2 separate regions of the Homo sapiens genome follow, and region 1 is linked to region 2. A link is an interaction called in ENCODE POLR2A ChIA-PET data of the cell type or tissue named here. Cell type or tissue: PC-3. All regions are shown on one strand. Each heading gives the region's core, and the rest is flanking DNA. Links, peaks and the distances in the headings are about the cores only. Region 1 overlaps SH3GL1 (SH3 domain containing GRB2 like 1, endophilin A2). Region 2 has its middle 28 kb from the start of GADD45B.

Region 1 (6,521 bases), core at 2,541-5,040, 1.9 Mb before region 2:
GCTCAGAGGCAGTGTCGTGGGGCGGAGGTGAAACCCCTGGCCGGCCCCACACCCATCATTCCTCGGGACTCAGTTGCTCAGTGCACAGTAGCCTAGGATCGTAGGGTGGTGTATGGTTTCTGTTTTTTTTATTTTTATTTTTTGAGAGAGTTTTACTCTTGTTGCCCAGGCTGGAGTACAATGGCGCGATCTCAGCTCACCACAACCTCCGCCTCCCGGGTTCAAGCGATTCTGCTGCCTCAGCCTCCCAAGTAGCTGGGATTACAGGCATGCACCACCATGCCCAGCTAATTTTTGTATTTTTAGTAGAGATGGGGTTTCTCCCTGTTGGTCAGGCTGGTCTCAAACTCCTGACCTCAGGTGATCTGCCCGTCTCGGTTTCCCAAAGTGCTGGGATTACAGGTGTGAGCCACCGCACCTGGCCTGGTGGTGTGTAGTTTCTAAAGCACATCCACGCCTGAGATGGTTGAGAAAACCGAGGCTCAGAGGGGTTTGTGTTCCTGCTCAGAGTCACAGCCCCGAACGGCAGAGCTGGAACCACATCCAGTCCCGGTGTCGCCCATCCAGGCACCCTAATCCCACGTCAGCCTGCTTGCCTCGTGGCGTTACGGCACACCTTTGCTCTGATGTGTTACTGGCACACCTGAGCTCCCGAGGGCAGGGCTGCTTCTTATTTATTTGTTATCTCAACAACTAGTATTTATTATCTCACCATATACTCAGTGACTGACGCCACCTGGGTGCCAGGCCCTGTGCTGCCTCTGCCACCCCTGTCCCTGTGCCTGGCCCTGCTGGCAGGAAGCTTGTGTTTGAGGACAGAGAACTTGGGGTGGGTTGGCGACGAGAGCCTGTCCCGAGTGGTGTCCCTCCAAGGACGATGAGCCACAGCGGGGCAGAAGGGGCCCTGGGAAGCAGGCTGCACCCGCCAGAATCTCCCAGGCCCGGGACCCAAACGCGAGTCTTCAGACAGGAGAGGCTGCAGTCTTCTCGCTGCAGGGGAGATGGTGGGGGGACTCGGGCCATTTGCCTGCTTCCTCTGTGCTGAGGCCGTGGTCAGCAATTCTGAGATTCCCAGCCCGGGTTTCCACCACCGACATCACTGTGTAAGGAGCAGGCAGTGCCTCTGAGCGGCCAGGGGCACCCATGCGCCAGAGCCAGTGCACGTGACCTGGCGAGGGGGCAGGAGTGGCCACTGCAAGGTGACAGCTGCTGGCACCTAATGCTCGCAGAGGGCCCCAGTGCACAGGCGCGGCTGGCTGTGCAGAGCTGCTGACCGCCTCTCACCACCCCCTGCCCTGCCCCGTGCCACCCGGGATGACTTCTGGCCTGGGTGCTTTTGGTAGCCACACCTCAGAAAACCTGTCTTCGTGACTGTGGGCCACCATGGGCATGAGTCACCTGTCACCAGAGCCTGGTGTCCCTGTGTAAGTGTGCCAGATAGGCAGAGGAGACAGGTGAAGGCACATTCCTCAGTGCCCGCTCACAGCTCTGCCCACCACGCATTCTGTAGAGAACCTCAGTGCCCTCCTCCCTGCTGGCAGCCAGGCAGGGATTTAGGCGGTTTCTGTTTGGCCTCCAGTGCTTGCCTCTCCCGTGTCCTATCCGCCCAGACCTCAGACCTGTCACTGTTCCCGGGCATCCTCCTGGATAAGAAACTGCCCAAATGTGGTAGCTGGGTCCCCAGGATGTGAGTCAGGCTAGGCCTGCCTAGCTCACGTTTTGTTCTTTGCAAATTTTCCCAACCTTGCAGCTCTCTGGGGAGGGAGCCAGCTCCAGGCTGGGAATGGGCCTGGCGGCCTCCATCAGTGTCAGCCCAGGTGAACCGTCCACGAGCCACAAAAGGGAAGGTGATGGGAGGAGTATCATCTGGCTGCCTTCCGGGTCACTGCGGGGAGTTGCTGCCCCCGGAGCTTAGCTGCTGTCAAGGGGTGGGATGTGGCGAGGACCCCCAAGAGGTTGCCCGGGGTCCTTTATTCTAGGGCGCTAAGCATTGGAGAGTGCTTCCTGTGTCTGAGACGGGACAGCAGGGGACCCGAAAACAAGCAAGCAAGAGGAATGCGAGGCCCCGTGAGGATAGCAGGAGGGTGGGGCAGCCTTGCAGCCATGGGGACATTTGGATGGACAGAGCCCTGGTGGCTAAGACCCAGCATGGGAAGATCCAGGGAGGCTCAGTGAGGGAGAAGGAACAGCGAGAGCAAAAGCTCTGAGGGGAGATGGGGGGGCCGCCCAGGCAGATGGGGGTGTAAGATGAAGTGTGAAGGGGCAGGCGCACGAGAGAGGAGGCATCAGTGGTGTGTTGGGAGAAGGTGAGGAGACCAGTGATGGGGATCAATCAGGAGAGCTTCCTGTGGGAGGAGGCTTCTCTGAGGTCTGAGGTCTGGGCGGATAGGACACGGGAGAGGCAAGCACTGGAGGCCAAACAGAAACCACCTAAATCCCTGCCTGGCTGCCGGCAGGGAGGAGGGCGCTGAGGTTCTCTACAGAATGCACGGTGGGCAGAGCTGTGAGCGGGCGCTGAGGAATGTGCCTTCACCTGTCTCCTCTGCCCACCTGGCACAGCTGCACAGGGACACCAGGCTCTGGTGACAGGTGACTCATGCCCATGGTGGCCCACAGTCACAAAGAAATGGAAGTCCTTCAGAAATGGAAGGGATCTTAGAGATGGTGAAGATGGTTTCTGTGTCTCAGGAAGGGCTCTGGGCTTTCGGGCAAGTCTCCTCAGCTCTCAGGGAGTGAGGGAACTCACGGCCCCTCGTTGAGATCTGTGCACCTGCAGCCTCTCACCGCTGTCACCATGCCCCGCAGTTCTCTCTCCAAGACCATTTCCAGTCTCTTCCTGCAGGGCTATGCATTGCCTCAGCTCCTTTTGAGGAGCTGTTGAGAAAAGATCGTTTTTTAAGAAAGCCTTATCGTTCCTGTGCATGTGGGTGATGTCATCACACTCTGCCCCCTGGACGCAGATCCTCCATGCTGCCCCCAGTGGGAACACCAGCCTGTGCTCAGTGCTGCAGAGCTGGTGTTTCCCTGCCAGGCGGAGCCTCAGGGGATTTATCGCCTCATTTGTTTGTGGGTTGGCTTTTTCCTTTTATAAGTTTTCATCGGAAACTGATTTTACCAGTTGTATGTCACACAGCCCTCCTGCCTGGTCCCCAAGATGAGAAATTACAATGCATGATGCATGAGGCTGATTTTCATGTAGATGTGTTCGCTCGGGCTGGAGCTCTGGGTGTGGTTTGTTCCTGGGAGAGGAGCCCCAGGCACTCACTGGCATCTCCATGTTTGGATGAAACCCTGTGCAAGGGCAAGGGTGGGAGCGTGTGTCCCACATAGCTGAGCCCCCTGGTTGGCAGGCCTGTCCTCCCGTCTCCTGGGAAGGTAGCATGAGCTTCCCACCTGCTCCCAGATTCCTCGCCCAGCCCTGGGGCGTTGCCCCTCCCCTTCCACCTGCCCTGACTGCATTCCAGGCAGAGCCAGGGTTGGTGGGGCCTGCAGTGGGGATCCCTTGACCTTCCTAGCCACTCCTGCTGTCTGGCCTTGGGCCAGGCATGTCTCTCCTAGGCCCTTAGCTGTCCTGTTTATCAAGTGGAGACATCTGCCCAGAGGCGGCAGCTGGGCCAGGTGGGGGCTGGAGGGCCCGGCTGGCTCTGTCCACTCCTCTCGGGGTTGTCCTGGAGCTCTGTGGGGTCAGCCTCGCACCACAGACAGTAGGTCCCAGCTTTCCACAGCAGAGGGCACCCCTTCTCCCCCACGCATGGAGGGGCAGGTGGGTCTCGTAGGTGCCCGAGGGGAGCAGGTCGGGCTCAGTGCTCTGCTGCCTCCTGGGCAGACTGGTAGTGGTGATGGGAGCCCCAGGGCTGCCGGTCATTAGAGCCGAGCCCAGGTCACCGCCCTGCCACCATGTGCTGGGACAGCGTGTGGCCCATGGCTTCTGCCAGACGGGCGGTGAGGGAGCCCCCACCATTGGGCAGCACTGGCCAGCCTAGGCCCCATACGGCCACCAGGCGCAGCCCGCAGCCTCCCCCACACCCATGTGGAGCTGGGCCAGGCAGGGTGCGTCCTCGGCATGCGTTTCCAAGGACTGCTGAGTCACCTCAGGGGTGACTCAGGGGCCCAGGGGCCAGGCCAGAGCCAAGGGGGACAGCAGGGGAGAGGCCGGGCTGCAAGGCCACAGCACGGGAAGGGCAGCATGCGGACCAGAGGCCAAGCCTCTCAATGCAGACGAGGGCCAGGAGGCCAGGGAGGAGGCTGTCCCGGGAGAAACGCCGATTGCCCCATCTAGGGCGGACGGGCCAGGTTCGGGCTGGTGGAGGCCTTCCGGGATGCAGGCCCTGCACAGGGTTCCTTAGGGTTTAAAGTCAGCAGCCAGAGCTGGAGGCCTCATCAGAAAGGCAGTGTGGGCTGGACTCCCGCTGGTGACTTTGCTGTCAGCACAGGAGAGGTCCTTCTGGCCCTGGGGCTGCCCTCACGGAGCCTCCGGCCACCAGACCATCATAGACCAGGCCTGAATGTCCCCTTTCTCTCTCGGGGATGGTCACAGAGCTGGCCCCTGGCCCCTGGCTGCCACTCTGTTGTGGCCACCGCTGAGCAATTTCCTGTCGTGGCTGTCACCACTTCGTCTGCGTGACTTCTTTCCAGTGGCTGATTCCCTCTCTGCTTCCAGTTCCCCTGATGTGTTGGCCTCAGACTCTTGGATGGGGCCTCCAGGGCCCATCTGGAGGATTTCTCTTGCCTAAGTTTTTTTCTCCCCCTCATTTTCATGTGCTGTGACTTCAAATGACATCGGCTCGCTGCCGCGCACACAACAAAGCATTTATCGCTCTCTGCCAATCTGAGAGTCCTTTCTCCAGCTCCAAGAGCCAGGAGTCAGGCAGGGCAGGGCCCGACAGCCTGAGAGACGGCATGAATGGCCAGCACCACAGTTGGCAGAAACGCACCCCCAAGGCGATTTAGACTGCGGTGGCCGGGCCGCACCATGGCCCCCAATGTCTGGCTGTCTTTCCCTACCATGGCACCCAGCCACACCTCTGGCCAGGAAGTCTGTGGCAGGCCTGTCCCCACAGCCTGGGGGCCGTGGGGAAGCCGGGCTCTCAGGGGGCCCTCTGTGGCCTGGTCTGAGGCAGAGCCCATTCTGGTTCCAGTCCAGAGCCGGTATCTCGGTTGCCAGCCCAGGCCCAAGGGACTGCCCCTTTGGCTGAGAGGACGCCTGGGGCTTCCAGAGCCACTGTCCTTTTGCTGCCAGAGCTTGGTTCCCAGAGGAGCGCCTGACCCGCCACAGAGGTGGGTCTGTGGCTGTCCCCGGGTGCCCAATCTGGCCATGGTGGCAGCGTCTGGTTTGGGGTTTCCGTGAGAAAATAATTTCAGAAACTTTGTCTTGATTCATTGTTTTCAGTGCCTCCGTTCCCAAAGGCTGCTTTTTAAAAACCATTCAGCCTTGATGGACAGGAGGGGAGATCTCTACTGAGAGGCTGGAGGCTCGAAGGACAGTGGCAAATCCAGGGCTCTCAGAACTCCCAGATGCTGAGGGGAGCCCCGGCTGTCGGGACCCTTCCCTCCGTGCATCACACACAGTGGGTGATGACCCAGTCAGCCCCAAGGCAGAGGCTCCCTCCATCTTCCCTTGGGCTGGGGAGTGGGTTTCTGCCGTCTGATTCCTCGCCGCCGGGCCATGAGGATCACCTGGCACCTGTGAGGGTCACTTGGCACCTGTGGTGCTCCTGTGGCCCCCCCTCCCACTGCTCCTCTCCCTCCCCCTCCTGGCCTCATCCCTGAGCATGTGCAGGAATGACTACTCCTGCTTTTCACCTGCGGATGCCCTGCAGGCTCCCAGACCAGGAGCCCAGGGGCCACAACCCCACCCATGCCAGGCACTTACTGTCACAGGAAAGCTCAGAGCTGCCTGCAGCCAGCGCCGCCCCTGTAGATAGGCGAGCTTTCATAGTCAGCACGCAAGGGCCTCAGGTCTGGAGAGTCCCCATGCCACTGGGGCCACTGAAGGTTTCCAGGAAGGACAGACAGACACATCAGCAAGCCAGGAGCCTGGGAGCCCACATGGAAAAGGGGACACGAAGGCCAGTGGCTTCCTGTGTCGCTGGGCAGCAGGCCGCCTCCAGGCTGTGCGCGTCTTCGACTTTTTGACTCATGGGAAAGAAGCTGTGATGGACTCGAGGTGGCCATGTGTGTTGGGCAGTGGCTCCCAGGTGTTGGGCCAGCAGGGAAGGGCGTTGCAGATGGAAAGGGGTTCAGAGACACACGGATATGATACATCCCTACATCCTTTGCCCCTGCCCTCTTCCCACGTCAGGGCTTTTTCTACACCACAGGGATCCTTACGTCCCTCCCTGGGGCCTCCACCCCGACCCTGTATTCCAGCTGTTTTGCACAGAGGTCTGATAAGGACTCTGCTGCTTCTGCAGGCCTTACCCTGGCTTTGCCCCTTTCCATGGCTGACCAGGCCTTGAACACAGCTGCAGTGTTAGAACTGCGCCCACTGTGAGGAGGGGCTGAGCACTCGCCTCCTCCAC
Region 2 (6,521 bases), core at 2,520-5,019:
CCCAAACGTTGGCCTCAGAAGAAAGCAGTGACAGTAAGTAGCAATAATGGTTCATTTCCTCGGATTGTGTCATCTGATCCTCCCGGAAACGCTGTGAGGTAAGGGCTATGGTTCTACGCATTGATTGTGCAGATGAATAAACATGGACTGACAGAAGGTAAACAACTCCCTTGAGTCCACAGCTAGAAAGTGGTACGGCCAGAACTGGGCAGCATTTTCAGCCAGACCGTAGGGCTCCCGCACATGTGCCCAAGACCGTCTTCTGTAATGGAGATCGGCACTATTTCATACCAACACTTGCCATTTGTTTTTAAAACTGGACTCACTCAACACAGACTGCTCTGAGGCTGGCTTAGCTTTTTTTTTTTTTCGCTTAACTTCCTATGACCGACAGCTTGCTAAGTCATTGCATTTTTATGAAGGAAAACAAAAAAGATATAAAAATAATAATTTTTTAAAAATCAGTGCATTTTAACAACTCCAGAGTAATTTAATTTACATGCTTAGCCGGACGCGGTGGCTCACACCTGAAATCCCAGCACTTTGAGAGGCCGAGGCGGGAGGATCACCTGAGGTCAGGAGTTCAAGGCCAGCCTGGTCAACATGGTGAAACCCCGTCTCTACTAAAAATACCAAAATAAAAAATAAAAATTAGCCAGGCATGGTGGCAGGCACCTGTGATCCCAGCTACTCAGGAAGATGAGGCAGGCAATGAACCTGGGGGGCAGAGGTTGCAGTGAGCCAAGATTGTGCCACTGCACTCCAGCCTGGGCAACAGAGCGAGACTCCATCTCAAAAAAAAAAAAATTATATACTATTGATGGACATTTAGATTATTTCTGAGTTTTGCTACTTTTACACACTATCTTTCAATAAAGTGCCTTATGAACATGTTTCTTTCTTTCTTTTTTTTTGACACGGAGTTTCACTCTTGCCGCCCAGGATAGAGTGCAATGGCGTGTTCTCGGCTCACTGCAACCTCCACCTCCCGGATTCAAGTGATTCTCCTGCCTCAGCCTCCCGAGTAGCTGGGATTTAGCTGGGATTACAGGCATGCACCCACCACGCCCAGCTAATTTTGTATTTTTAGGAAAGACGGGATTTCGCCATGTTGGTCAGGCTGGTCTCGAACTCCTGACCTCAGGTGATCCGCCTTCCTCAGCCTCCCAAAGTGCTGGGATTACAGGCATTAGCCACCGTACCCAGCCTACATATTAATTTCTGTACACACACTTGGATGTGTGTGTGCATTCCAGCATATGTGTGTGTACCGGTCCCTAGAATTATGAGACATTTTTATTCCCTCATATGTAAAATGCCTATTCATACTTTTTGTTTCTTTTCTTTTCTTTTTTTTTTTTTTTTCTTTTTTGAGACAGGGCCTGCTGGCTCTGTCGCCCGGGCTGGAGTCCAGTGGTGCTATCATAGCTCACTGCAGCCTTGATCTCCCAAATTCAAGCAGTCTTCCCACCTCAGCCTCCCAAGTAGCTGGGACTACATGGAAGCACCACCACACTCAGCTAATTTAAAAAAAAATTTTAAAGATGAGTTCTTGCTGTGTTGCCCAGGCTGGTCTCCAATTCCTGGGCTCAGGTGATCCTCCTATCTTGGCCTCCTAAAGTGCTGGGATTACAGGTGTGTGCCACTGCACCCAGTCTGTTTATTTCCTAATTAAATCACTTGCGTATTTCTTTGGGATGAAAGACACTTTTTACGCAGGCTTGTTAATTCTGGTCTGTTACAAGTGTTGCAAATATTTTCTCCTAGACTATCATTTAGATTTTTATGTCTGGCACACAAAACTCATCAACATGTTCCTTTCTTGATTCTCTAGGTTTTGTGACATGCTTAGTTAGAAAACTGTTCCACAAACTAAGATTTAAAATGATACATCCTGGCTGGGCGCGGTGGCTCACGCCTGTAATCCCAGCACTTTGGGAGGCTGAGGAGGGTGGATCGCGAGGTCAGGAAATCGAGACCATCCTGGCTAACACGGTGAAACCCTGTTTCTACTGAAAATACAAAAAATTAGCTGAGTGTGGTGGTGGGCACCTGTAGTCCCAGCTACTCGGGAGGCTGAGGCAGGAGAATTGCTTGAACCCGGGAGGTGGAAGTTGCAGTGAGCTGAGATCCCGCCATTGCACTCCAGCCTGGGTGACAAGAGCAAGACTCTGTCTCAAAAGACAAAAATGTTGTACATACACAGCATGGAATATTATGCAGCCACAAAAAGGAACGGGATCATGTCCTTTGCAGGGACATGGATGGAGCTGGAAGCCGTTGTCCTCAGCAAACTAACACAGAACAGAAAATCAAACACCACATGTTCTCACTTATAAGTGGGAGCTGAATACTGAGAACACATGGACACAGGGAGGGGAACAACACACACTGGGGCCGCTGGGGGGTGAGGTGAGGGGGAAGGGAGGGAGGGCTCCAGGATAAAGAGCTGACGTACGTGGGGCTTTTTGTTTGTTTGAGACGGAGTCTCGCTCTGTCACCCAGGCTGGAGTGCAATGGTGCAATCTCAGCTCACTGCAACCTCTGCTTCCCAGGTTCAAGTGATTCTCCTGCCTCAGCCTCCTGAGTAGCTGGGATTACAGGCGTCCGCCACCACACCCAGCTAATTTTTGTATTTTTAGTAGAGACGGGGTTTCACCATGTGGGTCAGGCTGGTCTCGAACTCCTGACCTCGAGCAAGCCACCCACCTCGGCCTCCCAAAGTGCTGGGATTACAGGCATGAGCCGCCGCGCCCAGCAACATGTGGGGCTTAATACCTAGGTGACGGGTTGATTGCAGCAAACCACCATGGCACATGTTTACCTATGTAACAAACCTGCAGGCTTGGGAATTCTGATCTGTTATAGGTGTTGCAAATATTTTCTCCTAGACTATCATTTAGATCTGCACATGTATCCCAGACTTAAAATTAAATTATTTTAAATTAAAAAAAAAAAAAAGAATCCAACTCCTCGTCTTTCCCAGCGTCGAGGGGCTCACATCCCTCAGCTCGGGGCCCCTTCCTCCACCTTCGCAGCCAGGAGCGCAGCCTCTTCTAGTCTTTCTTATGAGGGACCCTGTGAGGACACTGGGGACTCCAGATCATCCAGGCTGCTCTCCCATCTCAGAGTCCTTCACTCAATCGCACCTGCAGAGTCTCTGTTGCCGTGGAAGGTGACATACCCCTGTGCTCCCGGAATTAGAACAAGGACATCTTTGCCGGCTGCTATTCAGCCAACCATAGCTTGGGCTCCCCAGAGGCAGAGCCTGAGACAGAAGGTTCATATGCTCTTGTTTTCTGGGGGAGTCCAGTCTGATCCTCCATACGAGAGGGAGAGACCAGGACAATGAAGCAGGGAGCGAGAGCAGGCCCATAAGAGGGTGTGTCACTGCCTCAGCCTTGGCTTAATATAGGCGCCCTCGACCCCGCAAGCTCACGGAGCCGGCGTCTCAGGGCCCGTAGGCGGGAGGAGGTTGACTCACCGGCTCCTCACTGGCCACAGGCTCACCTCTGCACTGACTGGTTGTGGCTGCCTGTGTGCAGGGGGGAGCTCAGGTGCAGAGCTCACACCTGAGTGACATCCGTCAACACCTGACGGAGCTAGCCCGTGAGTGGGTGAGGTCGAGGGGCTCTGCAGGGGAGCATAAGAGGGTCTCATACCAGGACCGGCCATGTAACGTGCAGGGCTCAGTAAAAAATGAAAACACAGGGCCCTTTTTCAAAAATGTTTAAGAATTTCAAGACAATGACAGCAGCATTAAACCAAGGGTGGGGCCCTTCCGACCACACAGCGCTTCTGATCATGGGGCCCTGGGTGACTCACAAGTCGCACACCCATGAAGTCGGCCCTGTCTCATACACCCACCAACATATTTTTCAGATATTCCAGAAGGGGTTTGCTTAAGCTATTAGGACAGAAAAAAAGTCACAACAGATTGAAGTCATTAAACATTTAAAGCCTTTACTGGCCGGGTACAGTGGTTCATGCCTGTAATCCCAGCACTTTGGGAGGCCAAGGTGGGTGGATCACCTGAGGTCAGGAGTTCGAGACCAGCCTAACCAACATGGCGAAACCCCGTCTCTACTAGAAGTACAAAATTAGCTGGACGTGGTGGCTCATGCCTGTGATCCCAGCTACTCAGGAGGCTAAGGCAGGAGAATCACTTGAACCTGGGAGGCAGAGATTGCAGTGAGATGAGATCGCATCATTGCAACAAGAGCAAAACTCCATCTCAAAATTAAAAAAAAAAAACAAAAAAACAAAACCTTACCCTTATAACATGCTCACTTCAGTAGCACATATTCAAAAAGTTGGAAGGATGCAAAGATTAGTATTGCCCCTGCGTAAGGATGACATGAAGCATTTCATATTTTTAAAAAAGAAATAATAATAATTAAAAATTGCCAGGCGGGTGGCTCACGCCTGTAATCCCAGCACTTTGGGAGGCCAAGGCGGGTGGATCACGAGGTCAGGAGATCGAGACCATCCTGGCTAACACGGTGAAACCCCGTCTTTACTAAAAAAAAGTACAAAAAATTCGCCAGGCGTGGTGGCGGGCACCTCTAGTCCCAGCTACTTGGGAGGCTGAGGCAGGAGAATGGCTTGAACCCGGGAGGCAGAGGTTGCAGTGAGCCGAGATGGAGCCGCTGTACTCTAGCCTGGGCAACAGAGCAAGACTCTGTCTCAAAAAAAAAAAAAAAATTAGAGATCTTGTCTGGATTATCCAGGTAGGCCCAATGTCATCACAGGGTCCTTGTAAGAGGGTGGCAGGAAGGTCAGTCAGAGAAGGAGACATAACAACAGAAACAAGAGGCTGGAGTGATGTGAAGTCACAAGCCGAGTTGTACGAATAACTCCTGAAATCTGGAATACACCGGGAAACAAGTGAAAGAAGCTGCAGCCTTCACAGCCTCCATGCTACGATCCCAACTAGAAAAGATTCCGCAAAAGGCAAAGCTATACATGAGTAAAAACATCAGTGGTGGCTCACGCCTGTTATCCCAGCACTTTGGGAGGCTGAGGCGGGTGGATCACCTGAGGTCGGGAGTTGGAGACCAGCCTGACCAACATGGAGAAACCCTGTCTCTACTGAAAATACAAAATTAGCTGGATGTGGTGGTGCAGGCCTGTAATCCCAGCTACTCGGGAGGCTGAGGCAGGAGAATCGCTCGAACCCGGGAGGCGGAGGTTGCAGTGAGCCCAGATGGCACTGCTGTACTCCAGCCTGGGTGACAGAATGAGACTCCATCAAAAAAAAAAAAAAAAAAAAAAAATCAGGGGTTACCCAGGTTGAAGGAAGCGGGGATAAGGGTGAATAGGTGGAGCACAGAGGATTTGGGGAGCAGTGAAATTACTGTATGTGACACTGTCATGGTGGATATGTAACCTCATGCATTGGGTAAAACCCACAGAACACAGACCTCCAAGGGTGACCCCTACTGTAAACTCTGGACTGGGCTGGGTACGATGCCGAATGCAGACACTCTGCCTCTGCAAAGCAAAGAAGGGTCCACGCCACAGATGCCACAGAGCGCAGACTGATGGAGGGAGGGCACGATGGCCTCCTCAACCAGGCCGGGGAAGCACACCCAAATTAAGTATACATTGCCTCCCAAATCCAAGGAGATGCATTTGACGTCGTGCCTTCTCTTTGGTCCTGGGAAGGGCCAGAGGCAACAATTTATCTTTCACTTGACGTCAAGCAAGAGAAGGATAATGAGTACCAACAGCCAGCCTCCACATTGCACACATTTTGTTTATAATAATTAGAAAATTTGTTTTCATGCTAAAGAAAGGGTAAAAGAGCCATTTACAGGCAGCAGAAGCATAGTGCTTATCTAAGCAGAGACTTTTATTTTTATTTATTTATTTTATTTATTTTTTTTGAGACAGAGTCTCACTCTGTCACCCAGGCTGGAGTGCAGTGGCGCAATCTCGGCTCACTGCAACCTCCGCCTCCTGGGTTCAAGTGATTCTCTTGCCTCAGCCTCCTGAGTAGCTGGGATTACAGGCGCTCGCCACCACTCCTGACTAATTTTTGTATTTTTAGTAGAGACGGGGTTTCAGTATGTTGCCCAGGCTGGTCTCAAACTCCTGACCTCAAGTGATCCACCCGCCTTGGCCTGCCAAAGTGCTGGAATTACAGGCGTGAGCCACCACGCCCCGCCTTAAGCAGAGACTTTAAACCTGTCCATCTGGACTTCTGTCTCTGACCCACTGCCAGCCTCAAATCCCTCCCACTGGGATCTCCCCTCTTCCAGAATCCTTGCCTGCTCTCCAGTTCCCAGCCCTTCTGGCCAGTCCACGTGATTCCCAGAAAGTCCTCCACAAGCAACGGCAGGGCTCTGGAGCCCAGGCAGCCAATGAGGCAGGCTCAGGGTTTATTCTGCGCCCTCCCACACCCTCTCCGACCCCCGCCAGGGATCCAAAGAAAAGAGAAAAAATCCCACGAGGGGCCTGGGAGGGCACAGCAAAGTCTCCGGGATGGGGGCTCCCCCTGGGTGGCCGCGTCGGGTTCA

The links. ChIA-PET counts read pairs that join two places held together with the same protein. Peaks named below come from ENCODE experiments on the same cell type or tissue, not always from the same donor. Only the 100,000 strongest peaks of a DNase experiment are listed, where the experiment ranks them.
Region 1: POLR2A ChIA-PET joins it to region 2 with 6 read pairs; 1 of 35 experiments calls an interaction of 5 or more read pairs at or near these places.

The regions. Positions count from the first base shown.
Region 1 is chr19:4,372,336-4,378,856 of GRCh38, reverse strand. The region is part of intron 1 of SH3GL1 (SH3 domain containing GRB2 like 1, endophilin A2); the gene reads left to right. Among named protein-coding and RNA genes, the nearest start is that of SH3GL1, 25 kb to the left of the region's middle. RefSeq lists enhancers at 2,800-2,989, 2,791-3,085, 2,811-3,105, 3,070-3,179, 2,755-3,488 and 6 more and a silencer at 3,291-3,585. In PC-3, for the core only: a CTCF peak has its summit at 2,932; DNase peaks (open chromatin) are centred at 2,986, 3,486 and 4,076; H3K4me3 peaks cover 1,500 bases; H3K27ac peaks cover 2,500 bases.
Region 2 is chr19:2,500,903-2,507,423 of GRCh38, reverse strand. It overlaps the pseudogene RNU6-993P. Among named protein-coding and RNA genes, the nearest start is that of GADD45B, 28 kb to the right of the region's middle. In PC-3, for the core only: no CTCF peak of the experiment used is centred there; DNase peaks (open chromatin) are centred at 3,473 and 3,813; H3K4me3 peaks cover 647 bases; H3K27ac peaks cover 1,547 bases.